Regions from separate parts of the Homo sapiens genome. Here region 2 is linked to region 1. A link is an interaction called in ENCODE POLR2A ChIA-PET data of the cell type or tissue named here. Cell type or tissue: CD4-positive, alpha-beta T cell. All regions are shown on one strand. Each heading gives the region's core, and the rest is flanking DNA. Links, peaks and the distances in the headings are about the cores only. Region 1 has its middle 45 kb from the start of GHET1. Region 2 overlaps EZH2 (enhancer of zeste 2 polycomb repressive complex 2 subunit).

Evidence for each region. ChIA-PET counts read pairs that join two places held together with the same protein. Peaks named below come from ENCODE experiments on the same cell type or tissue, not always from the same donor. Only the 100,000 strongest peaks of a DNase experiment are listed, where the experiment ranks them.
Region 2: POLR2A ChIA-PET joins it to region 1 with 11 read pairs; 8 of 35 experiments call an interaction of 5 or more read pairs at or near these places.

Annotation. Positions count from the first base shown.
Region 1 is chr7:148,934,163-148,951,346 of GRCh38, reverse strand. It overlaps RNY5. Among named protein-coding and RNA genes, the nearest start is that of GHET1, 45 kb to the left of the region's middle. In CD4-positive, alpha-beta T cell, for the core only: a CTCF peak has its summit at 9,236; DNase peaks (open chromatin) are centred at 8,916, 9,336, 9,826 and 10,116; H3K4me3 peaks cover 2,461 bases; H3K27ac peaks cover 1,312 bases.
Region 2 is chr7:148,850,308-148,867,491 of GRCh38, reverse strand. The region is part of intron 1 of EZH2 (enhancer of zeste 2 polycomb repressive complex 2 subunit); the gene reads left to right. Among named protein-coding and RNA genes, the nearest start is that of EZH2, 25 kb to the left of the region's middle. RefSeq lists a silencer at 3,101-3,395. In CD4-positive, alpha-beta T cell, for the core only: CTCF peaks have their summits at 10,812 and 11,014; DNase peaks (open chromatin) are centred at 10,431 and 11,011.

The DNA.
Region 1 (17,184 bases), core at 5,727-13,726:
CTGAGGCAGGAGAATTGATTGAGCCCAGGAGGCGGAGGTTGCAGTGAGCCAAGATTGCACCATTGCACTCCAGCCTGGGCGAGAGAGCAAGACTCCGTCTCAAAAAAAAAAAAAAGATATTTTAAAATTCCTTAAATCGATTTATTATCTCAATTTTATCCAACCTTCTGTATGTTGTTTTGAAGAAAACAATTTTTTTCAATGTGATTTTACAGCATACTTTGGTGTTACTTTGTGGTTCTTTAGAGAGAAACACAGTGGCAGGAAAATCGCATTATTTACTAGGCTACTTGAGGACAGAGGCTGTTTCTCTTGTTTTCCTTGCTAGTGCGCTTTGCCAATAGCGGCGGCCAGTAAATATTTGTTGACAATCTTCTTGTGAAAGTGACTGGTGTTTTGCTTCCATGTAAAGGAATAGAAAGGGGATGAGAACCCAAGTGTTAGGACATGGATACCTGGAACCCTTTTTGAATTCAGATTCTTAGGGCTTAAAACATCTGCATTTGAGTCAAACAAGTCCCTGAGTGCAATTATTTATATTAAGTAACACACAAATATATAGATACAAAATCAAATAACCATTTTTTAATCATAGTGTTCAGTAAGTAGTTTGAAAACTCATCAAAATGGTCAAGGTCACTACCAATCCTCAATCCTGCTGAGTTTCATCAGTATTCCTAGTAGTTTGGAATCTTTTGAAGGTTGGATACAGCAACTCAGAGATAAAGAGATCGAGCCTCTTCTGGTGTTCACATGATTCCTGAAGTCAACCTAGATCTTGCATATAGTTGATAACATGGGTCCTTGTTTTTATTTTTTTATTTTATTTTAATTTTTTATGGTTTTGTTTTGACTTGAGACAGACTCTTGCTCTGTTGCCGAGTGGAGGGCACTGGCATTGTGTCCGGAATTGGTGGGTTCTTGGTCTCACTGACATCAAGAATGAAGCTGCGGACCCTCGCGGTGAGTGTTACAGCTCTTAAGGTGGCGCCTCTGGAGTTAGTCCCTTCTGATGTTCAGATGTGTTTGGAGTTTCTTCCTTCTGGTGGGTTCGTGGTCTCACTGGCTCAGGAGTGAAGCTGCAGACCTTCACGGTGAATGTTACTGCTTTTAAGGCAGCGTGTCTGGAGTTGTTCATTTCTCCCGGTTGGCTTGTGGTCTCGCTGGACTCAGGAGTGAAGTTGCAGATCTTCGCGGTGAGTGTTACAGCTCATAAAAGCAGCGTGGACCCAAAGGGCGAGCAGTAGCAAGATTTATTGCAAAGAGTGAAAGAACAAAGCTTCCACAGCGTGGAAGGGGACCCGAGCAGGTTGCCACTGCTGGCTGGGCAGCCTGCTTTTATTCTCTTATCTGGCCCCACCCACATCCTGCTGATTGGTAGAGCCGAGTGGCCTGTTTTGTCAGGGTGCTGATTGGTGCATTTACAATCCCTGAGCTAGATACAAAGGTTTTCCACGTCCCCATCAGATTAGTTAGATACAGAGTTTCCACACACAGGTTCTCCAAGGCCCCACCAGAGCAGCTAGATACAGAGTGTCGATTGGTGCATTTACAAACCTTGAGCTAAACACAGGGTGCTGATTGGTGTGTTTCCAAACCTTGAGCTAGATACAGAGTGCCGATTGGTGTATTTACAATCCCTGAGCTAGACATAAAGGTTCTCCATGTCCTCACCAGAGCAGCTAGATACAGAGTGTCGATTGGTGCACTCACAAACCTTGAGCTAAACACAGGGTGCTGATTGGTGTATTTACAATCCCTGAGCTAGATATAAAGACTCTCCACGTCCCCACCAGACTCAGGAGCCCAGCTGGCTTCACCTAGTGGATCCCGCACCGGGGCTGCAGGTGGAGCTGCCCGCCAGTCCTGCGCCGTGCGCTCGCATTCCTCAGCCCTTGGGTGGTCGATGGGACTGGGTGCCGTGGAGCAGGGGGTGGTGCTCGTTGGGGAGGCTGGGGCCGCACAGGAGCCCATGGAGTGGGTGGGAGGCTCAGGCATGGCGGGCTGCAGGTCCCGAGCCCTGCCCTGCGGGAAGGCAGCTAAGGCCCAGCGAGAAATCGAGCACAGCGCCGGTGGGCCGGCACTGCTGGGGGACTCAGTACACCCTCCGCAGTCACTGGCCCGGGTGCTAAGTCCCCCATTGCCTGGGGCCAGCAGGGCTGGCTGGCTGCTCCGAGTGCGGGGCCCACCAAGCCCACGCCCACCCGGAACTCCAGCTGGCCCGCAAGCGCCGCACGCAGCCCCGGTTCCCGCTCGTGCCTCTCCCTCCACACCTCCCTGCAAGCTGAGGGAGTGGGCTCTGGCCTTGGCCAGCCCAGAAAGGGGCTCCCACAGTGCAGTGGGGGGCTGAAGGGCTCATCAAATGCCACCAAAGTGGGAGCCCAGGCAAGGGAGGTGCCGAGAGCGAGCGAGGGCTCTGAGGACTGCCAGCATGCTGTCACCTCTCAGCATGATCTCGGCTCACTGCAACCTCCGCCTCCTGATTTCAAGCGATGCTCCTGCCTCAGCCTCCCGAGTAGCTGGGATTACAGATGTGCACCACCACACCCGGCTAATTTTTTGTATTTTTAGTAGAGACGGGGTTTCACCATGTTGGTCAGGCTGGTCTTGAACTCCTGACCTCAAGTGGTCCACCCACCTTGGCCTCCCAAAGTGCTGGCATTACAGGCGTGAGCTACCACACCCAGCTTAATTTTTATGTTTTGTTGTTGTTGTTGTTGTTGTTTGAGATGGAGTCTAGCTAGCTCTGTCACCCAGGCTGGAGTGCAGTGGTGCAATCTCGGTTCACTGTAACCTCCGTCTCCTGGGTGCAAGCAATTCTCCTGCCTTAGCCTCCCTAGTAGCTGGGACTACAGTTGCCTGCCACCATACCCAGCTAATTTTTGTATTTTTAGTAAAGACAGGGTTTCATCATGTTGGCCAGGCTGGTCTTGAACTCCTGACCTCAAGTGATCCTCTCACCTCCGCCTCCCAAAGTGCTAGGATTACAGGGGTGAGCCACCACCCCAGCCTGGGTTCTTGTTTTTAAAACAAGCAACTCCTATGTAGAAGGCATTGAGGCTAATGAAACGAATACAATTGCATACCCACTACTAAAGAAGTTATTATCTATTTGGGGATATAAGACACATTTGCAAATTATTAGGAAACAGCAAAGGATATGCTAAATGGCAACACACAAAAAAGGAATAAACAAGACTCTTTCGTGGTTTCCAGAACAGAGAGCAGACCCAAGGGAGGGGGTCCAGTCCCATGAAACTGTGGAACAGCAAGGATCTGTCTATTGGTTAGAGCCAGAAGGGATAGACTCAGCTGGACACCCTTACAAGCAGCAGAAGAAAGTCAAACGAGGTTTAGCAGTCAAGGAACCCTCTAAAGTAACTCAGTAGTTCTCTTGAGGTCTCTGGCAGGGTAACAAAGGCAGTGGCTTCCATAAGGGCCAGCCTTCAAATCTGGCATGGGCTCTGATCGAATTGCCCTTGGGCATAGCAGCAGCAGGGGTTAGCTGAAGGAGTGGAAAGTTCTAGTCGAAGTCTGATATATTACTAACTAAAAAAAAAAAAAAAAAAAAAAAAAAAAAAGTCAGGCTTTACATGAACAGCAAATTCTTAATTTGCTCCTTCGAGCTTGTGCCTTTCCTAGATCTGGCCAAAGATGGTTGCTCTGATTAATTTTACCTTCTCTTACAGGAGAATGTATGAACAAACAATATCAATTTCATGTTTCACACACTTTCCTAACCCATCTATTTGAAATATTATCTGAATAGAGGTGAAATTTTATTACAATGAATATTAAGGAACTGTTTTTGTCTAGAACTTATTATTGTATGAGATATATAACTAGAAAACAAAGTGAACAAACACAGAAGCAAGTTAGTTTTGTAGTAAAGTGCAAAGTCCCAGAAGCCAGACTGCCTGGATTAGATTCCTACTGTGCCACGTACTTGCTGTGTGCCCGTGGGCCACTCCTCTACCTCAGTTTCCTCAGCTGTAAAACAGGCATAATGGCACCTACCACATAGAGTTATCATCAGTAGGAAGTGTTATATTTTTGTTAGATACTAAATAAATAAACACAGCACAACTCATTCATTGAGGAATTGGTGCATTCAATATCCAAAGTAAATACTCTATTATCCATTTCAAAATAATCGCTTGGAAAAATTACTCCAAGGATACAGCCATTGATCAAAATGTATTCAAAATCTTGGGATACAAAGCTAACCAGGCGGCCTGCGCTGTAGTCCCAACTACTCTGAAGGTTGAGGTGGGAGGATCACTTGAACCCAGAAGTTCGAGGCTGCAGTGAGCCGAGATCGCATCACTGCACTCCAGCCTGGGTGACAAAATGAGACCCTGTCTCAAAACAAAGCAAAATAAAAACTTGGAGCCCAAGGCAGGAGGATCAATTGAGGCCAGAATTTTGAGATCCCAATATATATACATATTTTTTTGAGACGGAGTCTCACTCTGTCACCCAGGGTGGAGTGCAATGGTGTGATCTCAACTCACTGCCACCTCCACCTCCTCGGTTCGAGCAATTCTCCTGCCTCAGTCTCCTGAGTAGCTGGGATTACAAGTGCGCGCCACCACGTCAAGCTAATTTTTGTATTTTTAGTAGAGGAGGGGTTTCACATATTGTCCAGGCTGGTCTCGAACTCCTGACCTCATGATCCGCCCACCTTGGCCTCCCAACATGTTGGGATTACAGGCGTAAGCCACTGTGCCCAGCCACAAAAATATTTTTATTTTCTTTTTTTCCCCAGATACTTCAGAGATGGATACGAAAAATTTTTGTTTGTTTTTTGAGACAAGGTCTCGCTCTGTTGCCCAGGCTGGAGTGCAGTGGCACGATCTCGGCTCATGGCAACCTCCGCCTCCCAGGTTCAAGTGATTCTTCTGCCTCAGCCTCTCGAGTAGCTGGGACTACAGATGCGCACCACCACGCCCTGCTAATTTTTGTATTTTTAATAGAGATGAGGTTTCACCATATTGGCCAGGCTGGTCTCAAACTCCTGACCTCGTGATGTGCCCTCCTCGGCCTCTTTCCAAAGTGCTGGGGTTTACAGGCTTGAGCCACCGTGCCTGGCCTCGAAAATATTTTTTAAAAATTATCCAGGCATGGTGGCACGTGCCTGTAGTCCCAGTGACTTGGAAGGCTGAGGTGGGAGGATCATTTGAGCCCAGGGGTTCGAGGCTGCAGTGAGCCATGAGTGCATGCCACTGCACTCCAGGCTGGGTGACAGAGTGAGATTGCAACTCAAAGGTAAATAAAATAAAATAATAAATAAAACCAAATGAGTTTGTCTTCAGAAGCCGTGGAATATTCTTTTTGGTATCTCTGGGGCAGCAAATTTTCCTCTTTTGAAGATAGATTTGCTTTTTAAAACGGTCCAGAGTCCATCAAAGTCAAGGACGTTGAATATGATAACGCAATGGGAAGCACTGTCTTGGCAAAAATGAAGTGATGTAAAATAACACGACCCATTTTCTTGCATGGGTCACACTTCAACTTTGAAGGAGACTTTCAAAACAGAAGGGTTCCAAATATGCTTCAGCAATGGCAGCACTTCTTGGTAAAGTGCATGTATTAGTTATTGATGGCTGCATAACAAACAAACCCAACACTTAACAACTAACATTGATTTCCTCACACTAGCTGTGGGTCAGGAATCTGGCCACAGTTAGCTGGGTGCTCAGGCTCAGGGTCTCCCACAGGCTTGAAATGAAGGTGTGGTCCACGGTTGTGGTCATCTCAAGGCTCAGTTGGGGAGAGATTGGCCGCAAGCCCTCTCACAGTGCTCAGGGCCTCCCTGGCTGTTGGCTGCATATATAGCTCTTTGCCTCTGTAGGGCTGTTCAGTACGTGACAGCTGGCTTTCCCCGGCAAAGGAGAGAGGCACTTTACTTTTGTCTTATTCTATTCCTTAGAAATGAGTCAGTAAGTTCAGATTACACTCAGGAAGAGGGAATTACACAAGGGCACAAAAAAATTAGTGCCAGGAGGCAGGATCCTTGCAGAGTTCCCTGAAATGCAAGGGATGATAGCATTCATTTCAACAAGATATCTTTCTCTCTCTCTCTCTCTCTATGGTTGTTTTTACGTTTTTCATGTTCTGTAAGGATGCTACTTTTTTCCTTATATTATATACACAATATATAATATATATCATATCATATACACAATATATAATATACCATATCATATATACTATATAATATATATCATATCATATACACAATATATAATATATATCATATCATATACACTATATGTAATATATCATATCATATACACTATATAATATCTATCATATACATTATATATAATATCTATCATATACATTATATATAATATCTATCATATACATTATATATAATCTATCATATACATTATATAATCTATCATACATTATACATATCTATCATATACATTATACATAATATCTATCGTATACATTATACATAATATCTATCATATACATTATACATAATATCTATCATATACATTATACATATCTATCATATACATTATACATAATATCTATTATATACATTATACATAATATCTATATTATACTATATACATAATATATGTTATATACATATGTTATATACATAGTATATGTTATGTTATATACATAATATATGTTATATTATATACATAATATATACATAATATATGTTATATTATATACATAATATATACATAATATATGTTATATTATATACATAATATATACATAATATATGTTATATTATATACATAATATATACATAATATATGTTATATTATATACATAATATATACATAATATATGTTATATTATATACATAATATATACATAATATATGTTATATTATATACATAATATATACATAATATATGTTATATTATATACATAATATATACATAATATATGTTATATTATATACATAATATATACATAATATATGTTATATTATATACATAATATATACATAATATATGTTATATTATATACATAATATATACATAATATATGTTATATACATAATATATACATAATATATGTTATATTATATACATAATATATACATAATATATGTTATATTATATACATAATATATACATAATATATGTTATATACATAATATATACATAATATATGTTATATTATATACATAATATATACATAATATATGTTATATTTACATAATATATACATAATATATGTTATATTATATACATAATATATACATAATATATGTTATATTATATACATAATATATACATAATATATGTTATATTATATACATAATATATACATAATATATGTTATATTATATACATAATATATACATAATATATGTTATATTATATACATAATATATACATAATATATGTTATATTATATACATAATATATACATAATATATGTTATATTATATACATAATATATACATAATATATGTTATATTATATACATAATATATACATAATATATGTTATATTATATACATAATATATACATAATATATGATATATTATATACATAATATATACATAATATATGATATATTATATATTTTTGAGATGGAGTCTTATTCTGTCGCCCAGGTTGGAGTGCAGTGGCACAATCTTGGCTCACTGCAACCTGCGCCTCCCAGGTTCAAGCAATTCTCCTGCCTCAGCCTCCCAAGTAGCTGGGATTGCAGGTGACTGTCACCACTCCCGGGTAATTTTTGTATTTTTAGTAGAGACGGGGTTTCGCTATGTTGGCCGGGCTGGTCTAGAACTCCTGACCTCATGATCCGCCCACCTTGGCCTTCCAAAGTGCTGGGATTACAGGCTTGAGCCACCGCACCCGGCCGAATTTTTGTATTTTTAGTAGATACCAGGGTTTTACCACGTTGGCCAGGCTGGTCTCAAACTTCTGACCTCAAGTGATCCGCCCACCTCAGCATCCCAAAGTGCTGGGATTACAGGTATGAGCCACCGCACTCAGTGATATATATTTTTTCATAAAAAATTATTTCACTCTAAAACCTGATCTTACTCATTGTCACTCTTGGGTTTGAGTCATAGGTTGAAATTATATATACAAAAGCTAAGTTCTGGTCCATTTCCTTCACGGTGGACCTCATTTCTAATTATTTGTCACCTGAAGTGGATATTGAAGTGCCTATCACATTTAGCACATTGAACAAGATTCTGGGCCGGGCGCGGTGGCTCACGCCTGTAATCCCAGCACTTTGGGAGGCCGAGGCGGGTGGATCATGAGGTCAGGAGATCGAGACCATCCTGGCTAACAAGGTGAAACCCCGTCTCTACTAAAAATACAAAAAATTAGCCGGGTGCGGTGGTGGGCGCCTGTAGTCCCAGCTACTCGGGAGGCTGAGGCAGGAGAATGGCGTGAACCCGGGAAGCGGAGCTTGCAGTGAGCCGAGATTGCGCCACTGCAGTCCGCAGTCCGGCCTGGGCGACAGAGCGAGACTCCGTCTCAAAAAAAAAAAAAAAAAAAAGAGATTCTGGTATTCTAACTTTGTAGACTACCAGCCATTCTAGAATTTGGGGGCTTTGTATGTCAAGGCTTTTACATTCAGGACTCAGGTATTAATAGTTTAAGAAGGCTGACAGACACAAAGTGCCCGTTTTCAGCAAGCTCTCAGCAGCTTGTGAATGCTCCTCAGGCCCTTATTAACAAATGATGCCCTTTTCTTCTGTCGAGATTTAGTAATGATAGGGCCCTTTTGCCAATTTTTTCAAGGGCATTTTTTTGGAGCAAATTTACAATAGAGGGTGCATATTTTTCAATAGTGCAGCCAAGTTTATTTGCTAATGAAGAAAGCCAGTGTGTTGGACTTTTTTGATTGAATCTGAGTGTCAACTCTAAGCAACTGCTGGCTGACAACTGCAGACGGAAAGGCTGGATGAATGCCAGCGAGGAAGCCTTGCCAGGGAGGTGAAACCGATGAACACCTCCATTCTTAGCTGGTTATAAATTGGATATTGATCCGAATCTGTGAACCTATATATTCTTAAATTTTTTTTTCTTATAGCTTTCAGATTGTAAAACCTATATATTTTATATGTGAAACAAACGAACAAACTTATGCAAAAAATGTACATTATCTGCTCACTCACACCTACACAATTATTGAATTTATAGCAACAAACTGTTTATAACTTTTTTATTTTTCATTTTTGAGACAGGGGTTTCGCCATGCTGCCCAAGCTGGTCTCAAACTCCTGAACTCAAGCGATCCCCTCCCACTCCCACCTCGCCCTCCCAAAGTACTGGGATTACAGGCGTGAGCCACCAGGAGGTGGAGGTTTCAGTGAGCCGAAACCGCGCCATTGCACTCCAGCCTGGCGACAAAGCAAGACTCTGTCTCGGGGTGGTGGGGGGGAAAGTATACATACATATATGTATGTGTGTGTATATGTGTATGTATGCGTGTATATATATATATATATTTTCACATATATAGAAAAGTAACCTTGATTATAAGGTTTATTAAAAACCGAATACAATATTTAATACATTCAAAGGTAATTAAAACAAAATTATTCCTTTCGTGTAAATTTTCTTCTCAGGCATTTTGAAGGTTAATACTTCAACGCTGCTGGGAAGTTAATCTTACTAAAAGAAGCTTATAACCAATAGGCTTCCTTGAAAGTTTTTCAAATCAACTAAAAGCTACTCTTTCGTTCAAACCGTCAACTAAAGGTTACTTTTATATGCGTTTTTATTGATTTATGTAAACGTTGTCTACTACTGTTATTAGTGCAAAACAGCAAGCTAGTCAAGCGCGGTTGTGGGGGGAGACAATGTTAAATCAACTTAACAATAACCCACAACACTCGGACCAACTGTGTTATCCTGTGAGTCTCTTGTTATTTATAGTGCCTACTTAGGGTCTTTTCTAGGTAAGGAGACTTTTCAGAGCCTATGCCATGATCGTAAAAATAAAATGTGTAAAACTTTTTGATTAAACACAATGAAAACAAAACCAAATGCTCTCTCTTAAGAGAGTTTGTAAGAATTATGTTAATCAACCAAGGTTTTTCTGCATTTCACTTTTACAAATGCATTGTGGGTAGCGCCTAGCTAAATATGAAAGTAAACCCGGCGCGTGGTTCGCAGCCACGCGGGCTCCGGGCAATTGCGCTTTAGTCTGGGTGGACAGCTTCGCCGGAGCTGAGAGCCCGCGACCTGCCGGACCAGGGCTGGGCCGCGGGTCAATGATCCAGGAAATCCCGTCACTCGCGTGCCTGTGGCTGAAGCGCGGCAGCTTGTCTTGTCCGTTTCGTGTCAGTTTCAGGGCTGAGTGGCAGCGTCTGGACTTTGCGGACGCCGAGGGCTCAGATGCTGGGCTCTGGGGAGGGAGAGGGCGCCGGCCGGCCTGTCCCTCTCCGGGGATTTGCAGGTACCACCTGTCGGCTTTGTTTCATCATCAGGAGCCCCTTTGCCCAGAAATCCCGATCGTCTACACCCAGGTCTCTACTGATCAGAGATTGAGAGTGAGTCAACAGGAGTCCAACACGTGACCCCCATAAGTCTACCCTCTTTTCCCCCAATACTTGTAGATACCACCCAGTAACACCCGTGTGTGCTAAAAATCCTATTCTGGGAGTTCTTCGGCAGTTTAAATCGCCCATGAATTACTCATATTTTCTCAATCCACCGTGAGCCTGGCACATTTCTTTTCAGTAATTGATTGGGAAAGTGCAAGCCATTGGTGACCTTTAGAAGTTTTAAATGTTTATAACGAAAGGGCTAAGGACAGAGGAGATTACCCACACTTAAGTATTTTGCACCTTAAAAATGCTAGCAAAAATATGAATTTATATTCCTTCAGGGAGAAGATTTCGTCTGAGGACGTAGGCCGAACCTTGTGTTTTATATGTCATATGAATTACGCTCTGAAACTAAAATATGAAATAGATTCCATAATTAAGCCCTTTGGAATATCAGCCTCATCTGAATTATTTCTAAGGATATTTTTGCCTTTTTTGGTTTATTAAAAACTTCCTTTTGGGGAAACTTGTATAGATTTTCTGCACTTAGGCAAAATAAAGCATTTTATTCAAAATATTTCTTAGGGTTTTCCTAGAACTTACTCTTCTTTCTTCCTGTAAAGACAAACCTAGGAAATTGTTCAGAAAAAGGCCCAAGGTGATTTCCTCATAACCTATAGTGATTAGTGAGAAAAAGTTTGGATATTGGGGATTTCGGGGTTGATTTGATAATTTCAGGAAAATGAAGAAAACCTCAAATTTAAGATATTAAAATGTTTAAAAATTGTCCTAGAGAAAACGATGGTACTAAAAGCTTAAAAATTTCTAAAGATTAAGAGAGCTGACAGTGATTTAAAAAATACATTTAATCTAGGAAAAGCAGTAGATTAAGAAAGATATTAGGAATGTTGTCAAATGCTGTCTTTTAAAGGTGGATAATTGCTTTAGTGACACTTATACTTTTGGGATTTTTGTCTTATGATTAAGGTGGCAATTACATAATAGTCATCATTCTAGATTGTATAAATTATACTTTTTACATTATTTCATTATATTATATTACTGGTATCTTTTTCTTTAGAATTGATAGAATGCATCAGCTTTTAATCTCCCTTTGTAATAGTTATTTAACCTAAGGGAGATCAGAATATGCCATGCCAAAATGTGACACTTTGTCATCAGGATTATTTTGAGCTGAAGGTAATTGAGAATGAACATATAGAAAGAAACTTTCTCAGAGCTTCCCTTATCTGACTAAAAGCAGTGACTTCTGAGAAAGGAGGCTGCTATAAATTCCCCTTTTGGGTTAGGTCTACTCATAAATGCATTCATCAGGGAAGTTTTATGGCCCTGAAGGAGACCACCCATACCTGTCTAGACAGTCTCACAAACTTTCTTATCTCCTGTTTCTTCTCCTGAAAACTCCTATTTGTCTTTCCTCAGGAAACCCATTTTTTCCCCCATAATAGCCTTTCTCTCCCCTCTTTTTCCTCAACTAAGTTAGGTATATAAGCCCCAAATGCGAACCACCCCTTTGAGTTGCTCATCACTGAGCACTCCTGTGTGTATGTGTATTACACACATAAACTGCTTTTTTCCTTTTGTCAAAGGTACCTGTCTTTTGCAGCTTAATTTGCAAGCCCCTAGTTATTGAACATGAGAGTGTAGAGGAAAAGCATTTTCCCTTCCCTACAGGCCTAAAGGAAACTACATGAAATATTAAAACAAGTACTGATTAAAGGCCGGGCGCGGTGCCTCAAGCCTGTAATCCCAGCACTTTGGGAGGCCGAGGCGGGCGGATCACGAGGTCAGGAGATCGAGACCATCCTGGCTAACACGGTGAAACCCCATCTCTACTAAAAATACAAAAAAATTAGCCAGGCGTGGTGGCGGACGCCTGTAGTCCCAGCTACTTGGGAGGCTGAGGCAGGAGAATGGTGTGAACCCGGGAGGGGGAGCTTGCAGTGAGCCGAGATGGCGCCACTGAACTCCAGCCTGGGCGACAGAGCGAGACTTTGTCTCAAAGAAAAAAAAAAAAAAAAAAAGAACAAGTACTGATTAAAAAGGTTAAGGGGTTATGTGAGGGGAGGGGAGTTTTGTGGCCCAGGCTGGTCTCGAACTCCTGAGTTCAAGGGATCTGTCCGCCTCCGCCTCCCAAAAGTGCCGGGATTACAGGCATGGGCTACCGTGCCCTGCCTCTTTACTGTTTTATTGGGATGTACCTCCATGGATCTTCACTAGTATTATATCATTTCATCCTCAAAACAGCTCTATCAGGTAGTTAAATCAGATAACGTAAATATCTTCCCAGTTTATGCCTATTATGGGCATGGTGGCTCACACCTATCATTCCAGCACTTTGGGAGACCAAGGTGGGAGAATCACTTGCGGCTAGGAGTTGGAGACCAGCCTGGGCAACATAGGGAGATACCCCCATCTCTAAAAAAATAATAAACAATATTAGCTGAACGTGTTGGTGCATGTCTGTGTGTGCCTATGGCTTCAGCTACTTGGGAGGCTGAGGTGGGAGGATGCCTGAGCCGGGAGGTCGAGGCTGTGTCAGTCATGATTGCACCACTGCATGCCAGCCTGGGTGACAGAGCAAGAACGCTGTCTCAAAAATAAAAAATAAAAAAGCAAAAGAAATATCTTCCTCTAGGACCACAGCTGTAAAGAGCAGAGCAGTTTCCCTCTCAGCTTAAAAGGCTAAACGCTGATGTGCTTGCACGCTAGTGCTTGGCCCATGCATCTTTCTCTACCTCAGAGATATTATTGTAGGGGTCAAAGGTACCTAATCTAATGCCTGGGATATAGTACCTATGCTCACTAAGGTTCATTTGAATTTATTTATTTTAATTAATTAATTAATTAATTAACTTTTTGAGATGGAGTCTCGCTCTGTCGCCTAGCTTGGAGTGCAGTGGCGTAATCTCAGCCCACTGCAACCTCTGCCTCCCAGGTTCAAGCAATTCTCCTACCTCAGCCTCCCAAGTAGCTGGGATTGCAGGCATGTGCCAACATGGCTGGCTAATTTTTTTTTTTTTCCTGAGACAGTGTCTTGCTCTGTCGCCCAGGTTGGAGTACAGTGGCACAATCTTGGCTCACTGCAAGTTCCGACTCCCGGGTTCACACCATTCTTTTGCCTCAGCCTCCTGAGTAGCTGGGACTACAGGCACCCGCCACAATGCCCGGCTAATATTTTGTATTTTTAGTAGAGACAAGGTTTCACCCTGTTAGCCAGGATGGTCTTGATCTTCTGACCTCGTGATCCACCTGTCTCAGCCTCCCAAAGTGCTGGGATTACAGGCGTGAGCCACTGTGCCCACCTGACTAATTTTTGTATTTTTAGTAGAAACGGGGTTTCACTCTGTTAACCAGGATGGTCTTGATCTCCTGACCTCGTGATCCACCTGCCTTGGCCTCCCAAAGTGCTGGGATTACAGGCATGAGCCACTGGGCTCACCTGGCTAATTTTTGTATTTTTAGTAGAAACGGGGTTTCACCATGTTGGCCAGGCTGGTCTCGAACCCCTGACCTCAGGTGATCCACCCAGCTCAGCCTCTGAAAGTGCTGGGATCACAGGCATGAGCCACCGTGCCCAGCACATTTGAACTTATTAAGTAATGACCATTGAATTTTATTTTTCTGAGTTTTAGTTGTTTTGTTTGTTTGTTTGTTTGTTTGAGAAGGAGTCTGGCTGTGTTGCCCAGGCTGCAGTGCACTGGCGGGATCTTGGCTCACTGCAACTTCTGCCTCCCAGGTTCAAGTGATTGTCCTGCCTCAGACTCTCGAGTAGCTGGGATTACAGGTGCCCGCCACTACGGCCAGCTAATTTTTTCGTATTTTTAGTAGAGATGATGTTTCACCATGTTGGCCAGGCTGGTCTCGAACTCCTGACTTCGTGATTCGCCCACCTCGTCCTTCCAAAGTGCTGGGATTACAGTCGTGAGCTGCAGCGCCTGGCCTGAGTTTTAGTTTTAAAACTGACCAACACTACATTTGTGTCCTCTTTTCAACTCCTGTTATCCAAAGCATTTATGCTATAAGTAATACCTTCTTTTTCTTTTGGCTATTTAGTTGAATATAACCAGCTTTGTTCACACAGGTAGAGAAAGACCTACAGTCAGCCCTCTGTTTCCGTATTCGTGGGTTCTGCATTCATGGATTCTTTTTTATTATTATTTTGAGACAGAGTCTTGCTCTGTCCCCCCAGGCTGGAGTGCAGTGGTGTGATCATGGCTTACTGCAGCCTTGACCTCCTGGGCTGCAGCAATCCTCCCACCTCAGCCTCCTGAGAAGCTGGGACTACAGGCACATGCCACCATGCCCAGCTTGCTTATTTATTTATTTATTTAGAGACGGAGTCTTGCTCTGTTGCCCAGGCTGGAGTGCAGTGGCACCATCTCGGCTCACTGCAAGCTCCGCCTCCCAGGTTCATGCCATTCTCCTGCCTCAGCCTCCCAAGTAGTTGGGACTACAGGTGCACGCCACCGCGCCTGGCTAAGTTTTTGTATTTTTAGTAGAGACGGGGTTTCACCGTGTTAGCCAGGATGGTCTTGATCTCCTGACCTCGTGATCCGCCCGCCTCGGCCTCCCAAAGTGCTGGGATTACAGGTGTGAGCCACTGTGCCCAGCCTAATTTTTTTTTTTTTTAAAGAGACATGAGTTTCCCTGTGTTGCCCAGGCTGGTCTCAAATTCCTGGGCTCAAGGGATCCTCCTGCCTCAGCCTCCCAAAGTGCTGAGATTACAGGCATGAGCCGCTGTTCTGGGCCATTCGTGGGTTGTCCATCCGTGGATTCAACCAAATGCCCATCAAAAATATTTGGAAAAAATATTTTCCAAATGTTTACAATATTTACATTGTATTAGGTATTATAAGTAATCTAGAGATGATTTAATGTATACAGGAAGATGTGCATAGGTTATATGCAAATATTACACCAATTTATATAAAGGACTTGAACATCCATGGGTTTTGGTGTCTGAGAGGGTCCTGGAACCAATCCCTTGAAGATACAGAGGAATAACTGTATTGTATTGGCCAGGTGGGTCACATGTAGGAATGAGACAACTCAGGTGTGTACACATAGTGGCGCTGGGAAGAAGGCAGCCTGTTTCGGCCCTGCTGTGGCTGTTCTGCCTCTGGCGCCATCTTTCACACCAATGCATGGTGGCTGCAATTTAAATCCGATGTGGAAAATTCAAGTAGGTAATAAGAGCCAAGTGGTGCCGAAGGTTGGCCCTTGTAGGCCTGGAGGGCCTCAGGCTCAGTGTTGGCTCAGTGTTTATTGTCTGCCCTTCTGTTGCTGGGCATCCCAGGGCCCACATGCCAGGGTACACAGGCATTCTGAAAAAGGTGCAATTGCTGTTTCTGATTAGAAGAGCAATATATGATTATCGATAAAATTTGAACATGCAGAAAAATAGCAAGAGGAAAATAAAAATTACTTGATACGCTCATTACTCAGAGTAGTTATTTTCTTCCAGTTCATTGTCTTTGCATTTTTCTTTAGTTGCAGTCACACTTAATAAAATTTTCTTACTTTGTTACATTTGCTTGAAATATATATAAGTTAGCTGGGTGTGGTGGCTCACGCCTGTAATCCCAGCACTTTGGGAGGCTGAGGCGGGTGGATCACCTGAGGTCAGGAGTTTGAGACCAGCCTGGTCAACATGGTGAAACCCCATCTCTACTAAAAATACAAAAATCAGCACGCCTGTAATCCCAGCTACTCGGGAGGCTGAGGCAGGAGAATCGCTTGAACCCAGGAGGTGGAGGTTGCAGTGAGATGAGATCATGCCATTGCACTCCAGCCTGGGCAACAAGAGCGAAACTCCATCTCAAAAACAAAAAACAAAAACAAAAACAAACGTTAAAGGCCAGGCACAGTGGCTCACGCCTGTAATCCAGCACTTTGGGAGGCCGAGCTGAGTGGATCACTTGAGGTCAGGAGTTCCAGACCAGCCTGGCCAACATGGTGAAACCCTGTCTCTATTAAAAATACAAAAATTAGCTGGGCGTGGTGGCGGGCACCTGTAGTCCCAGCTATTTGGGAGGCTGAGGCAGGAGAATTGCTTGAACCCAGGAGGCAGAGGTTACAGTAAGCCGAGATTGTGCCATTGCACTCCAACCTGGGTGTCAGAGCAAGACTCCATCTCAAAAAAAATAAATACATAAAGTTAAAGTGGGCACGCGTGGTGGCTCATGCCTATAATGGTGGCTCACACCTGTAATCCCAGCACTCTGAGAGGCTGTGGTGGGAGGGTTGCTTGAGTTTAGGAGGTCAAGGCCAGCCTGTGTGAGACCCTATCTAAGTTAAAGCACTTCCCCGTACGTTTAAAATCTCTTCATGGGCATCGTTTTCCTTGCTGTGGCCTGCCTGCCTTTTACTCAGTCATACCCCCACTGGTGAACACGCCAGTGACTTCCAGTTTTCACTGTTTTACATAATGCCAACATGTACATCTGAGTTCATGACTCTCAACTGGGTTATTTCCTTAGTATTTTTGGAAGTGAAATCACCAGGTCTCAGCATACTCTTCAGGTTATCGTAACATCTTGCCAAGGACTTCTCAGAAAGACTATGAGCATGAATAGAGGGTTCTTGACTAGTGCCTCACCTTAGTGAGGTTTTTGGGAATGACCATTTTTCTTTTTTTTTTTGAGACAGTTTCGCT
Region 2 (17,184 bases), core at 7,020-15,019, 85 kb after region 1:
TGGAGACTCAGAAAACCAGTTTCTCTGGGCTTTTGATAAGTAATGTTATAGTAATCAACAGATGGTAACTTTCGGTAAAACAAATTGTCTTCATCTGTTTTGTGCTGGTATAACGGAATATCTGAGACTGGGTAATTTTTAAAATTATTTATTTATTTATTTTTGAGATGGGAGTTTTGCTCTTTTTGCCCAGGCTGGACTACAATGGTGCGATCTCGGCCCACTGCAACCTCCGCCTCCTGGGTTCAAGTGATTCTCCTGCCTCAGCCTCCCGAGTAGCTGGGATTACAGTTGCCTACCACCATGCCTAGCTAATTTTGTATTTTTAGTAGAGACAGGGTTTCACCATGTTGGCCAGGCTGGTGTTGAACTCCTGCCCTCAGGTTATCTGCCTGCCTCGGCTTCCCAAAGTGCTGGGATTACAGGCGTGAGCCACCACGCCTGGCCAAGACTGGGTAATTTATAAAGAATAGAAGTTGGCCAGGCACAGTGGCTCACGTCTGTAATCCCAGCACTTTGGGAGGCTGAGGCGGGTGGATCACTTGAGGTTAGGAGTTCGAGACCAGCCTGGCCAACATGGTGAAACCCCATCTCTACCAAAAAATAAAAATTAGCCGGGTGCGTTGATGTGCACCTGTAGTCTCAGCTACTTGGAAGGCTGAGGTGGGAGAATCACTTGAACCCAGGAGGTGGAGGTTGCAGTGAGACAGAATTACGCCACTGCCCTCTAGCCCAGGCAACAGAGTGAGACCCTGTCTCACAAAAGGAATAAATATATATATATATGCATATATGTATATATATATGCATATACGTACATATATATGCATATACGTATATACGTATATGTATATGTATATATACATATATGCATATATATTATATATAATATATAGTGTATACAATATATGTATATACGTATATATATGTATATATGTATATATATGTATATACGTATATATATGTATATACACATATATATGTATATACGTATATATATTTTTCACAGTTTTGGGGGCTGGGAAGTTTAAGATCAAGGTACCTGCATCTCATGAAGGCTTTCTTACTGTGTCCTCTTATAGCAGAAGATAGAAGGGGCAAGCTGGGAATAACTCCCTCAGTCAGACTCTTGTATAAGGGCATTCACAAGGCAGGAACCGTCGTGGTCTAATCACCTCTGAAAGGCCCCATCTCTTAATACTGTTACATGGACAACACCTGAGTTTTTGAGGGACACCTTCAGACCATAGCACAGATACTGACAAGTCTCATCAATTATTAAGTAAATAGTACTTGAAGGGTTTGAAATTTTGTAGTACCCCGGCAGTGTGTTTATATTTGTGATAAATTTTAAGTATAGGAAAATCATGGAAAGACTTACTGCTCATAACTGCCGTACCTCGTTTACCTCTATCTTTCCCTAAACTACTACTGTTCTTAGCAAGATCATGAACTGTGGGGCCGACATAAGCCAGAGGAGTTTCTGAAGAGTCTGCTTCAGTGAGGGGTTCTGTTGATAGCCATAGAATAAAGAAATGGCACTTTGCAGACATTGGTACTTCCTTGAAAGAACTGGCTGTGGCATATACAGAACTCAAAAATTGAAATTACTAGATAATGGTTACTTGGTTTAGATTGCCTGGAAATTATGAGAGGTTCTGTAAATGCTTTGGGATTAGTAGTTTGAACCACCTAGTCCATTTTATGATTCTGTCTTCAGAATATAGAAGGAATTGCATCTTATTTGGGGATTAGGATATAAAGTTAGTGTACAAGGCAAAATAGCATGTAGGCAAAGTTACCCATGCAGAGTTTGTGGGAAGATGCCTTACCACAAACCAGTACCTTCTTTTTAGGTTCAAGACCAGCCCATTTTTCCTCTAGAATGAGAACAGATCATTGCTCTTCTGTTGAGCACAGAGTTGTTGGTTTGTACTTAAGGGCAATCCTGTTAGAATCACTCCTGAGTGGCTAAATATCTTCAGTCTGAGAGACTTGTCCAGCAGGTTATGGGAACAGCAGATTCATGTCACCTGTCTCTTGCTCACTTAGGCAAACGCTTAGTGTCTGGAATGGTGGGTAGAACCCTTGTATTTACTACCAAAATTGAGCTTTCTCTGACATTTTTGCTCAATGTATGTTAGATTTGTGTAAGTTAAATTAGATGTTGGCTTATGCGTGGTATAAGATTTAAAATAGACTTCTTAGCAAAAAGAACACCTGGTATCAGATTGACTTACCCCTTCATTTTGTTTGCTTTTATTCAGTGAAGTGTTGAAATAACAGGTATCTCATGTCTCATCTTTGAATTATAATGAATTTTGTATCATAGCTTTAGTTTCTGGTACTTTTTTTTTTTTTTTTTTGAGACAAGTCTCGCTCTGTCACCCAGGCTGAAGAGCAGTGGCGCGATCTCAGCTTAACGCATCCTCTGCCTCCTAGGTTCAAGCGATTCTCCTGCCTCAGACTCCCAAATAGCTGAGATCACAGGCACCTGCCACCATACCCGGCTAATTTTTGTATTTTTAGTAGAGATGGGGTTTTACCGTGTTGGCCAGGCTGATCTCCAACTCCTGACCTCAGGTGATTCGCCCGCCTTGGCCTCCCAAAGTGCTAGGATTACAGGCGTGAGCCACTTGGCCCCAGCCTCTGATACCTATTTTTTTCCGTTTTTCCTCCAACAGTGTTTCTGTAAACTGAGTATATACTCGATGAAATGAGAAGATTTAACTTATAAAATCGATTTAGTATAGTTTTCAAGAAAAACTTAAACTTTTTTTTTCTTTTTTTCCTTTTTTTTTTTTTTTTGAGACAGTCTCACTGTGATTGCCCAGGCTGGAGTGCAGTGGCACAATCTTGGCTCACTGCAGCCTTGGCCTCCTGGGCTCAGGTGATTGGTTCTCCCACCTCAGCCTCCAGAGTATCTTGGACTATAGGCACATGCCATCACGCCTGGCTAATTTGTATTTTTAGTAGAGACAGGGTTTCACCATATTGTCCAGGCTGGTCTCAAACTCCTGGACTCAGGCAATCTGCCTGCCTTAGCCTCCCAAAGTGCTGGGATTACAGGTGTGAGCCATGGCCCCCAGCTGAAAACTTTAACCTTTAGATGTCAATTCAGTTAGTGAGTCTGTTTTATCTGTTGTTCAAGCAAATTCTTTAAAACACTTAAAATAGTTCAGTTCTTCAGTTGGTTGAAATTTATATGGCCATTTCTTTTCTAAGCAGTACTCTCAGATAAACACCAGAATGCTGGTCTATGGACTTCAGTTTGAAATCAATAGTTTACTGTCTTGCTGGAAGGAGGAAAGTGATCTTACTGTTGTGGAAAATATATCACTGCAGAATCTACTCACTTTTGCTGCAACGGTCAAGTTAATGTTTTCTATCATTCAGCTAAGATTGCTAAATTAGTATAACTTTCCTTTGCCTTTGAACTTTTTAGCACTACAGAAACCAGGACTACAAATATGTTCTTTACTTTTTTCTGTTATTTTCCCCTATCATGAGACTTCTTGAAGGCGAATGCTGTTCATTATGCTTTCTCATCTGTACTTTCATGTACATGTAATCCACTGTAGTGAAGGCACTAAAACCTGTTGTATTTTCCACATTTCGATAGATCTCTCACAGGATTTAACACTTTTGGAATGCTCAGTAAATTATTATTGACTGCTTGATAATACCTCTTTGTTCCTGCCTTTCCCCAAGTCCTTCAACAGAAGTTTCTTCTAGCACTTTGCAGGTCAGTTGAGTGGACTATTTGAGTCCCTCACAGTAATGAGCTTGTGTGTTTTTGTCATTCTTTTTTCTTTTTTTGAAAAAACAATAGAGTCATTTAAGGAAGCAAAAAGGTCCCTGGGTCAAGATTTTTATTTTATCTTTTATGGTGGTAGGGTGAGGTGTGAGTATTTAGGGAGATGGTTGGTAGGATGGCGTTGTCTTAGGGTTGCAGGAGGATCAGAAGGGTGACTGTAACTACTGATGATATCTTACAGTGGTGAAGGAGAAGATAAGTGAAAACAGAGGCAATTTGTTTAAACGAATTTTAGTAGATATTAGTCTCTTAATTTGGCACTGACATATGACAGATTATTTCATTTAAATTCTGTAGTTTGACAGGTATAATAAAGTACCCTTCATTAAATATTCTTCACATATACTCTTGTTTGCCTTTTTCTAGTTGCAAGAGTGGTGATTTCTATGTTTCATTATAAATTTTAGAAATATATAATTTGAATATATTGTCTGTTCTAGGTTCTCTGTGAGTCAAGAAAAGGCAGGGTATTATGACTTCGGATTCGTATGATGTCTGGATATATTTAAGGGGAGCAGTTCTCAAAGTGTGGCCTGGGATTATGGGATCAAAACTATTTTTTCTTTCTTTCTTTCTTTTTTTTTTTTTTTTGAGACAGGGTCTCACTCTGTCATCCAGGCTGGAGTGCAGTGGCGACATCTTGGCCCACTGCAACCTCTGCCTCCCAGGTTCAAGTGATTCTTGTGTCTCAACCTCCCAGAAACTATTTTCATAATAATACTGAGTTGTTCCTTGCTTTTTTTTAAAAAAACAAAACAAAACAAAAACAAACAAAAAAACCATGTTGGACATTTGTACCCACGGTGCAAAAGCAATGAATAAACACTGTTGGCACCTTAGCACTTGCAGTTAAAAAAGCCAGTTTTGTTTGAGAATGTCCTTGATGAAGTACTAAAAATGATTAATTTTATTAAATCTTGATCCTTGCGTGCATGCAGTTGTAACATTCTGTGCAACAAGATGGGAATGTGTGTAAAGTGCTTCTGCTGCATATTGAGGTATGTTGGGTTTTGAGCAAAAGCACTTACGTGATTAAGTTGTGAGCTCCACTAGCCACTTTTTTCATGGAAATTTCATTTTTACTTAAAAGAGGGTCTGACAAACCATGATTATTCAGACTTAGGTATTTGGCAGACTTTTTTTAAATCAATGAAGTGAGACTGTCACTTCAAGGAAAACAACTGACCATATTTGTTGGCAGAGAGAACATTTGGGCTTTCAAGCAAAAATTAAAATTTTTGGAAAACTTTTGTCTGTTACTGTGAGCATGACAGCTTCCCAGTACTTAAAGACTTTCTGATGAGATTAATGGGTTTAACAACATGATTTTTTGAAATATGCCAACTTCTGGAAAATCTGCGTAACTCAGTGGACCAGTACTTTTTAGATGAGGAATGATGATTTATAACATTGTGCCTGAGTTAAAGATTCATTTAAAGTGAATAGACTAATGAATGTTAATGTGGCAGAGTAGGAAAAGTTCACTGATACAATTTCGGATTCCATGTTGCATCTAATCTTGTAAGAAAGAAATTACCACTGCTAACTGAAGTATGGTGGTTATTTTGAGGAAAAGCACCTGTGAGATTGAGTTGTGAACTGAACTAGCCACTTTTTAATAGAACTGTTTTGGTGTAATATCAAAGCACGAGATCCACAATGACCTCAGAAGGCTATTCAAACACTCTCCCTTTTCTAAGCTAAGTATGTTTGAGACTGGATTTTCTTCATATACTTGAACCAAAACAACATATTGGAACAGATTGAATGCAGAAACAGTTACGAGAATCCGTTTCCTATTAGACAGATATTAAAGAAATTGGCAAAAATGTAAAGCACCACTTACTAATTAATTTTTTTTTTTTTTTTTTAAATAAAAGAAGGCTATGTTGCTCAGGCTGGTCTGAAACTCCTGGGCTCAAGTGGTCCTCCTGCCTCAGCCCCGCAAAGTGCTAGGATTATAGGCATGAGCAACCACGCTTGCCCTCACTCACTAATTTTTTTTAAAGGAAAATAAGTTTCTTTTTAAAAATGTGTTATTTATATTAGGTACAGTTGGCCCTCCATATTTTCAGGTTCAGCTTCTGTGCATTCAACAACTGCAGATCAAAAATACTTGTGGAAAAAAGCCAATAAAATAATAGAACAGGGCGGGCGCTGTGGCTCATGCCTGTAATCCCAGCACTTTGGGAGGCCAATCCGGGTGGATCACCTGAGGTCAGGAGTTCGAGACCAGCCTGGCCAACATGGTGAAACCCTGTCTCTACTAAAAATACAAAAATTAGCTGGGCATGGTAGTGTGTGCCTGTAATCCCAGCTACTCAGGAGGCTGAGACAGGAGAATCGCTTGAACCCTGGAGGCGGAGGTTGCAGTGAGCCAAGATTGCGCCACTGCACTCCAGCCTGGGTGACAGAGTGAGACTCTGTCTCCAAAAAAAAAAAAAAAGATACAAATAATACAGTATAACAAGGATTTATATAACATTTTACATTGTATTAGATGATCATAAGTAATCTAGAGCCAGATGATTTAAAGTATAAAGGAGAATGTGCATAGGTTATATGCAAATACTGTGCCATTTTATATAAGAGATGAGCATCTGTGGATTTTGGTATCCATGAAGTTCCTGGAACCAATACCCCCTAGACCCCCATGGATACTGAGGGCTTGCTATAACAGTTTTTAATAAAAATAAAAAACAGGCCAGGTGTAGTGGCTCACACCTGTAATCCCAGCACTTTGGGAGGCCAAGGTGAGGTGATTGTTTGAGCCCAGGAATTCAAGACCAGCCTGGGCAACATGGCGAAACCCTGTCTCTGCTAAAAATAGAAAACAATAGCCAGACATGGTAGTGTGCACATGTGGTCCCAGCTACCTGGGAAGTTGAGATGAGAGGATCACCTAAGCCCAGGAGGGCGAGGCTGTAGTGAGCCGTGATTGCGCCAGTGCACTTCAGCCAGGGCCAGAGTGAGACCTTGTCTCAAAAAAATAAAATAAAATAAAAGTAAATTGTAAAAAACTCTTTAGTTTTTCATTTCTATTATGTTAAATGTTAATAGCTATAACACATATAAACTAAACAGGTCATGAGACCAAAATGCTGAAGAATGGTGTTAATGGTGTTCTTACTTACTTTGAATTACCGTTTTTATTTTTCTATGCTAGCTAATTACTATGTGAATAATTAACCTCAATGAAGTTCTGTATTCTCTGTTGTAGCAGTGGCTGATTTAGGGCTCAGTTGTCTTTTGACCTGTTCTTCCTTCTCATATGATTGCATCTCGATTTTTAATTTTAGACTTAGTTTTTAATTCTAAAATTAAAAATCTTTTTTTTTTTTTCTTCTATGCCCACTGCTGTCAACCCAGTCAGGGCCCTTATCACTTTATTCTTGAATTACTTCAGTTCTCCATTTTTTTTCTCATGTGGTGTTTTTCAAACTTGAGTGTTGATTGGAATCCCAGGGTTAATTCAACTTTAATTTTATGAATATGATTTCATATAAGTTCCTTATGATAAAACCAGAGCAGATTTACAAATTAAATATAGACCATCAAATTAGCTGTACATATTTAAGGATGAGATTTTGTTAAAACCAAATAGTCAATGTTAGAGCTTATAGAATGGCATAGCCTCAGGATCAGCTTTATAATCAGTTTTTTTAAATTTGGCTTGATAATACTAACAGAGAATGGCTATTTGCATAAATATGTTTTATAAAATGGTGTTAACTTTTAGTCTTTGTTCAGGATAATGAGACCTACTAGTTAACCAGAACGGGGCCAGCAAGCAACTCTTGAATGCTAGTTTTAATGCCTGATCAAAATTCTGTAAAGCTGTGTTGATCACTGAGGCGTTGCGGATATACTGAGCCTGCATTAAGTGGATATTTAATCTAATTATTTCTGGAATCTTTACCAGAAAACATGCTCTTACATAGTTTGCTCCTGGGTTTGCTGTTGGTGAACTGCCGTTGGTTGGTGGGATCTCTGTGTCCCATGGGCTTTGCCACACAGCTGGGGCTCTGAGTACTTCAGCTCACATTCCTTTGTTTGCCACCCTTGCCTTAACTCACTTACCTGTATTGTTTTTTCTCCCATAGCACTCAACATCATCTTACATGTAAACATTTTACTTTGTTGTTGTTGTTGTTGTTGTTGTTGTTGTTTTTGAGACAGAGTCTTGCTCTGTTGCCCAGGCTGGTGCAGTGGCACATCTTGGCTCACTGAAATCCCTGCTTCCTGGGCTCAAGTGATTCTCATGCCTCAGCCTCCTTAGTAGCCGGGACTACAGGTGTGTGCCACCACTCCTGGCTAATTTTTGTATTTTTAGTAGAGACGGGGTTTCACCGTCTTGGCCAGGCTGGTCTTGAACTCCTGGCCTCAGGTCATCCACCTGCTTCAGCCTCCCAAAGTGCTGGGATCACAGGCATGAGCTACTGCACCTGACACTTTGTTTTTAACTGTTTCTGTCCAACTAGATTTTAAGCTGTATAAGGGCACAGATTTTTAATTGTTAATTGCTAAGTCTTCAGTTTCTATTGTAGTCTCTGGCTTGTATTAGATGCTCAATAAATATTTGTTGACTTAATGAATGCATATTAACCCTTCTTTTCTTTATTCAACTGCAAACTCAAATACTCTTTTCTGAGTTGTGTGCTCTCACTGTGGGTAAAGACCAGTTTTTCTCTTCATTTTAAACACAACTAAACTGGCCCTGAATTGTATAGAATCCTTTTGATTTGTTGTTTGATCAGTACAAGTTCAGTCAGTGGCACAGTTACTTCCCTTGATTCAGATTCTGTAGAAGCCTAAAAGTGCATTATCTCTTCAAGTAGACATGTCATCATATAGGCTGCTATGGAGATCTTTTTTTTTCCTTTTAAATTGTTTGTGTAACAGTTTCTGTTTTAAAACAGTGGAATTACCAGCCTGGACACTATAGTGAGACACTTTCTCTACAAAAAATAAATTAAAAAAAATTAGCTGGGTGTGGTGGAGTACACCTGTAGTCCCCAGCTACTCGAGAGGCTGAGGCAGAAAGATTGCCTGAGCCCAGGAATTTGAGGCTTCAGTGAGTTGGGATTGCATCACTGCACTCCAGCCTGGACGACAGAGTGAGACCTTGTCCCTTCCAAAAAAATTGAAAAAGTAGAATTATATTTGGGAGTTTTTTTCCTCAAATTCCTTTGAAGTTAAGATTTATAAAAGTATGGGAGGCCAAGCTGGGATTATCATTTGGGCCCAGATGTTCCAGGCTGCAGTGAGCTACGGTCGGGCCACGGAACTCCAGCCTGGGGAACAGAGTGAGCCCTGCCTCAAAATAATAATAAAAATAATAATAATAGTACAAGCTCTCTTAATTACTACCTGTTTTTTTTTTGAGACAGAGTCTTGCTCTGTCACCCAGGCTGGAGTGCAGTGGCGCTATCTAGGCTCATTGCAAGCTCTGCCTCCCGGGTTCACGCCATTCTCCTGCCTCAGCCTCCCGAGTAGCTGGGACTACAGGTGCCCGCCACCACGCCTGGCTAATTTTTTGTATTTTTAGTAGAGATGGGGTTTCACCTTGTTAGCAAGAATGGTCTCGATCTCCTGACCTCGTGATCTGCCTGCCTTGGCCTCCCAAAGTGCTGGGATTATAGGCGTGAGCCACTGCGCCTGGCCACTACCTGTTTTTTTTTTTAATCCTATGTTTTTAAATAATTCTAATCATCTATTCATATTTTTTGTTTCTCCTATTTAACATTTTATGTAACATTTTTAGATTTTAAAATTTGTTTCTGTTATCACTTCTAAAAGTGAATGTTATTTTTAAAAATGAATGCCTTTACATTGGGTTGTTATGTAACCTAATTTGCTTTAACAAATAACTTTATTTTGGAGTAATTTTATTTTTAATTATTTATTTATTTATTTATTTATTTGGGACGGAGTCTCGCTCTGTCGCCCAGGCTGGAATGCAGAGGTGCGATCTCTGCTCACTGCAGCCTCCACCTCCTGGGTTCAAGCAATTCTCCTGCCTTAGCCTCCCAAGTAGCTGGGATTACAGGTGCTCGCCATCATGCCCAGCTAATTTTTGTATTTTTAGTAGAGACTGGGTTTCACCATATTGGCCAGGCTGCTCTTGAACTCCTGACTTACGTGATCCGCCTGCCTCAGCCTCCCAAAGTGCTGGGATTAACAAGCATGAGCCACTGCACCTGGCCTATTTTGGAATACTTTTGGATTTATATAGCCATGGTATATTTGTTAAAACTAAGAAATCAGTATCAGTATGTTGTCATTAACTAAACTCAAGACTTTATTTGGATTTTGCCAGTTATTCCACTAATGTCTTTCTTTGGTTGGTTGGTTGGTTGGTTTCAGGATCCAATCCAAGATACCACAGTTCATTTAGTTATCATGTCTCCTAAGTTTTTCTGATCTGTGGTTGTTCTCAGCATTTCCTTATTTTTCATGACCTCTTAATCGTTTTAAAGTGTATTGGTCAGATGTTTTGTAAGAATGTCCTTTGATTTCGGCTTATCGGATGTTTTCTTATGATTAGGCTGAAGTTATGGGTTGAGGTCTGGGGGAAGGATACCACAGAGGTGAAATCCCCATCTCATTTCATCACATCGGGGAGTACATAATGACAGCAGTACTTACCATTGCTCATGTTAATGGTTATGGTTTTTTTTCACAGAAACATTACTGTTTCCCTTTCCAGACTCTTCTTTGGAAGTGAATCATTGAATCTAGCTCACGCTCAGGGGGAAGGAAATTGAATTCTCCCTCCCAGAATGGGGACATACACTCATGTATCAGTTGGAATTCTTGTCAGGAGAGTTGTTCCTTCTCCTCCAGTTGTTTATTTAATCACTTATTTATATCATAGACTCATGAATAATTATTTTATTCTGTTATAATACTGTTATGATTTACTCTGCTGCTCAAATTATTCCAGCTTTGGCCACTGAGAGTTTCTTCTGTTTGCTTCCAGTCTCGGACCTATCCGTCTCCTTTCATCTTTGGAGCATTTCCCTTCTTCTACTGGCTTGCCTTGTAGTTTCCCTGTCCCAACCCTAGAATCAGCTGTTTCTGCAGACCCTGCTTCCTTGTATTTATTGGAAGGTGGTATTTAGAAACAAAAGTCTTGGGTGCAGGGTATGCTTATTTTATTGCTCCTGGGGTGTCACTGCTTCCAGGCCCTCTGTTGGACAGACCCTGGAAATGCAGGTATTTCAGCTAACCTGCATGTGCATACATACCTACGTTTCTGTATCTATCCGCATATATTTTAAAATACACGTGAGTTCATATTGATATATCTGACTAATTCATCACCACCTCTTGCTTATTTGTAACTTCTTTCTGTGACATTGAGAAACTTGGCACACATTATCTACATTTTATTTACTTATTTGTTTAACCCTAGTGTACATGTAGAGTATTTTCAGAATTACAGACTGGTACCCTTATGAGAAACAAATTTACCAGCTAGAGTACAGAGTAGATTGTCCAAAGTTCTGTAGATTAGCTCCCCCCGACCTCCTGCTCCTTCCATGAGATTATCTCATAAAATTATAATACTGTTAGACTTGCTGTATAGTTTGCATTCTATCCTGAGATCCCCTGACATCCTGTTTTGTTTTTATTTGCATACAGTTTACCATTTAAAAAAAGTCTTTATATTGAGTTGTTAACTTTTTAATATAAATGTTGTAATTCCTGATATTACTCATCTGCCATTTATGTAGTTGATAGTCACTACTTTTTTTTTTTTTTTTTTTTTTTTGAGATGGAGTCTTGCTCTGTCGCCTAGGCTGGAGTGCAGTGACGTGTTCTCAGCTCACTGCAACCTCCGCCTCCTAGGTTCAAGCGATTCTCCTGCCTCAGCCTCCTGAGTAGCTGGGATTACAGGCGTGCATCACCACGCCCGGATAATTTTTGTATTTTTAGTAGAGACGGGGTTTCACCATGTTGGGCAGGCTGGTCTTGAACTCTTGACCTCATGATCCACCTGCCTCGGTCTCCCAAAGTGCTGGGATTACAGGCGGGAGCCACAGCGCCCACCTGATAGCCACTACTTTTTTAATGCTGATATAGTGCTTACCATCTGTCAGGCACTGTCTATGCACCGTAAATAAATTTACTTCTCACAATGACTCTGAGGTGGAGGCTCTTGAATTAGCCTTTTTTCATGAGGAGAGTGAGGCACAAAGATGTGCAGTAACTTGGCCAACTTCACACCCAGCTGCTAAGTGGGAGAACTTGGATCTGAACCCAGGGAATGAGCTTTGGAGTCCAAACTCTTGCTTTTTGTTTAATGCTGTGTATAGGACTTAGAATTAATACAACTAACTCTTCTCTTATTAGTTTAGTTTATTACTTGGAATTTGGTGTGAAATAGAGAGTGCTGCTACCCCAATTCTTTGCCCCATGTGTGTAACAGGCATTATTAATCATGACAGCACTCTCTCTGCTGAGCTAGAACATGGCCTGGCCTAAGGCCAATAATCCTTATGGACACAACCCTCAAAGTGGTTGTATGAGATGAACTCTCCTTGCCATCTCTGATCTTGTCTGTTTTGAATCCTGATTCTAGTGCCCAGTGCATGGCACTGCGTGCCTGCTTCTCCTGGATTCCTCTCTCATGGTCTTCCTTTTTACAGGGACAGGTTTTCTATATTCCCCCTCAGGCATAGGATCTGTTTCTCTTAAGTAATTAATTTTTATCACTTACCAATAATTTAACATCTATATGTCTAAGTTCTCTTTATATTGTTTTTCTTATCCTTACCTACAAAATCTCATTTACCATTGATTTAAATTTCAGTATATTGAAACAATGGATTGTAACATTAAAAATAAATGAAATTGCCAAATGATACTAACAGCTGCCTTCAAAGCATTTAAACATACAAACAGGCACTATTGAAGACTGGAGAGTTATCAAAATTGGCAATTTTTTGGCAGTCTTGCTGTGAAGTAAACATTTTTAAAAGGAAGGACATTGAGAATATTGTAATCATATTACTTACATCTTGTTGGGTTTGGATTTGACCTTACATAGCCTGGTATTCAGTTAAGAGTCAAAGTTGCTGCTATTAATTTAGTTGAGAAGGATAAATAGTACATGTAGTTTATTGTTTTCTTTAGAGAAATAGAAACAGAAACATTTATTTGGCCAGACCAAATAGGTGGTCATTCCCTTGATTTAGCAAATCCTTGAGGTAGAATTTTTTTTTTTTTTTTTTGAGACGGAGTCTCACTGTGTCGCCCAGGCTGGAATGCAGTGGCACGATCTCGGCTCACTGCAAGCTCTGCCTCCCGGGTTCACGCCATTCTCCTGCCTCAGCATCCCGAGTAGCTGGGACTACAGGTGCCCGCCACCACGCCTGGCTAATTTTTTGTATTTTTAGTAGAGACGGGGTTTCACTGTGTTAGTCTCGATCTCCTGACCTCATGATCTGCCCATCTTGGCCTCCCAAAGTGCTGGGATTATTGGCGTGAGCCACCGCGCCTCCCGGTAGAATTTTTAAAGAAGCAATAAGGGCTCTGACAATACCTATGGGACTTTTTTCAAATTATTCAGTTATTGGCAGCTGGGTAAAGAGGGACAGGAATGTCTGATTTAGGTAAATACCTCTCACAAGTGGAGTAGGGGCGTATCTGGTAGAGAACAGTGCTGATTCCTTGGACTTGTGTGGCCTGGCCACCTGAGAGGTAGGTAGGAAGGTGTGTCTTGGCCATGTCCTGGGGCCTCTGTAAACCTGAGAGGATGGAGGAAGCTCTACTTTTTCTGACGATGCTGTTGGTGATAATGAAGTAGGCTATGAGAGCCCATCTTCCATTAATTCAGATGTTCCTATACAGTTGGCCCTCTGTAAATGGGATTCTACATTTGTAGATTCAGCCAACTGTGGGTAAAAATACTTGAAAAGAAACAAAAGTGTGTGTACTGAACATGTACATACTTTTTTCTTGCCATTATTCCCTAAACATAATAGTTTAACAACTATTTATGTAATATTTACATTGTATTAGGTATTTAGTAATCTAGAGATGGTTTTAAAGCAGGGGTCCCTAGTCCCCAGGCCGTGGACTGGTACCCGTCTGTGGCCCGTTAGGAACTGGGCTGTACAGCAGGAGGTGAGCTCCGCCTCCTGTCAGATTGGCAGCAGCATTAGATTCTCACGGAAGCGTGAACCCTATTGTAAGCTGCACACGTGAGGGATCTAGGTTGCACACTCCTTAAAAGAATCTTTTTTTTTTGGAGACGGAGTCTCGTCTCACTGTGTTGCCTAGGCTGGAGTGCAGTGGCATGATCCTGGCTCACCTCAACCTCTGCCTCCCAGGTTCAAGTGATTCTCCTGCCTCAGCTTCCTGAGTAGCTGGGATTACAGGCACCTGCCTCCACACCCAGCTAATTTTTGTATTTTTAGTAGAAACAGGGTTTTACCATGTTGGCCAGACTGGTCTCGAATTCCTGACCTCAAGTGATCTGCCTGCCTTGGCCTCCCAAAGTGCTGGGATATGAGCCACCATGCCTGGCCATCCTTATGAGAATCTAACTAATGCCTGATGATCTGAGGTGGAACAGTTTCATCCTGAAACCATGTACCCTCTCCCCTCTTTGTGGAAAAACTGTCTTCCACAAAACCAGTCCCTGGTGCAAAAAAGTTGGAGACTGCTGGTTTAAAGTATATGGGAGAATGTGTATACGTTATGTAATAGTGTACCATTTTATATCAGGGACTTGAGTCTTCGTGGATTTTGGTATCTGTTGGGGGTCCTGGAACTAATCCTCCGTGGATATGGAGGAACAACTGTATATATGGTCTCAGTAATAAATACGTATCTGAGATACCCTCTGTATTAAGAAAAAAAAGATGGGAATTTCTTGGCTCATATAACTGAATAGTTCCGAAATTTGGGAAGGTCTGCCTGACTTAGGGCTTAGGTCATGAGACTACAGTTCTTTCTTGGCTTTGACTTTTGTTTTTTGTAGTTGTTGACTCTGTTCTTTGAGGCTCTTCTCCAAGATGGCTTCCAACAAGTCCTTGGGCAAACATTTTTCCAGGTTTAGACCTAAGGGGAGAAGAGTGAGCATTCTTGTCCTAGCATTGCAGGAAACCTGAGATTTTCACTGTGACTGCACTGATTGTGGCCGTGTATCTAACCCTGTACTGGTCACTATGTCTAGGGAGATGTACCTTGGTCAGGCCAGGGTCACAAGCAGCTTGAGTCAGCTTCCTCCAGTGTACTTGGTAGTTCTCAGAGAAGAGTTGGTGTGAAGTTCCCAAGAGAAGGGTGAATTGACCCTGGGTGGCAAAAACAACATAGCATCTACTCTAGTGGGATAAAGTAAGATGGTAAGGCATGGTGTTCAGGGTATTTCTGAGTTTGGTTTGATTCACAAAATAGATTGTGAACACTGTAATTGCCCTTAATTTTAGTTAACCTATGTAAATGTAAATCTGTGAGGTGTCACTACATTCTGCTAAAGCTTTGATGGGCTCCTGCCATATTCTGGTTTGGCTTTTGTATTAAAGAGCCATTGTTGTTTTGGTTTCACTGTATACAGGTAGACTTTTGTTTTAATGAATAGAGGTATAATCTGTTTTGAACAGGAAAAGCTGCTTTTGTATTCTGGATAAAGTTCATACTAGTGGGATTTCACCTATGAAACTAAACAAATCTTTGAAAAATTTAAAAACCATATGTATTTACACAGTGTCCATTCAGTAGAAGTCGTTTAAATAAAGGCTTCTGCCAATATATGAATATTTAGAGCTGTATTTTATTATTTTACTTTTTTTGAGACAGGGTCTCGCTCTGTCACCTAGGCTGGAGTGCAGTGGTGTGAAGACAGTTCACTGCAGTCTCCACCTCACAGGCTCAAGAGATCCTCCCACCTCAGCTTCCTGAGTAGTTGGGACCACAGGTGTGCGCCACTACACCTGGCTTGCTTGCTTGCTTATTTATTGATTTGAGATGGGAGTCTCACTATATTGCCTAGGCTGGTCTTGAACTCCTGGGCTCAATCCTCCAACCTTGGCCTCCCAAAATGCTGGGTTTACAGGCTTGAACCACTGTACGTGGCCTTGAATCTGTGTTTTAATACTATGCTTACTTGGCTGTGGTGTTGTGAAAAGATCACTGAAAATGGAGTCAGAGGCCTGATTTGAGCCAGTCGTTTGTTGTGGGGGAAGGAGGTCAGGGGAGCTAACATCTAAAGGCTCACTATATGCCAGGCACAGAACCAAGTGTGTTTGCATGTATATTTCGTTTTTGTTGCCAGACTTTGAGGTAGGTTTTATGGATAAGGTCTTTAAGGCAATATCAGCTTCCTTTTAAAAAAGAAATTCCGGAAACTGAGTTTTAGGCTGAAGATCTCTAACTGGTAGTAGGGACAACTGAACCACAGGGTCCTAACTGACCCTGCGATTTATCTCCTTTTGCGGGGGGTTTCTTGATAATAGGGTGCACTTTACCTCATTTTTTGGCTCAAGCATGGATAGGCCACCCTTCCTTTTCATACCTATAGCTAAGCTTTACAAATGATATGCTGATAAGATACAAGCTACTCGTTATTCATGTGGGTTAATAGACCTGTTTGTTTGCTTGTTTTTAAGTCTATAGCCGCCCCACCCCCAATCTACAATTTCACCTTCTAAGGTTTTAGTTACTCATTCAAACTGCAGTCTGAAAATGTTACGATATTTTGAGAGAGAGAAGACTCTAGCTACGTAACTTTTGTAACAATATATTGTTATAATTGTTCATTTTACCATTAGTTATTGCTGTCAGTCTCTTACTGTGCCTTATTTATAAATTAAACTTCATGGGTATGTACGTATAGGAAAAAACATGGTATATTTAGAGTTTAGTACTATCTGCAGCTTTAGGCATCCGCTGTGGGGTTGGCGGGGGGCGGTCTTGGGAGATAAGTGGGGACTACTGTACAATTATCAGGCACACACAGGCTCTGGGATTTTACAAATGAGTAAAAGTGGTTCTTGCTGTTGAAGCACTTACAGTGGGAATAGAGTGAAATACATGAAAATGTGATTTTAATATGTTATAAATGCTATGATGGTGGGAGTTTGTTTTGTGTAAAACATCCTTTTAATTGGTACTTTAAATTTTAATATTCTTTCACAGGTCTACCTATTTAGTCTTACACTTTCAAAGAACTACCTGGATGCTGTAGATTTTCATGATATACTTTATTAGGTATGTTATTAATGGTAGAAACAGCATGGAAAGTCTTCCAGAATATTAGACAAGGACAGTTCTAGTACTAAAACATAAAATGCTAACTAATGTCTTCATCAAGACATAAAATATGTATCTTAAAAAATAAATTGTAAGCCAGGCGC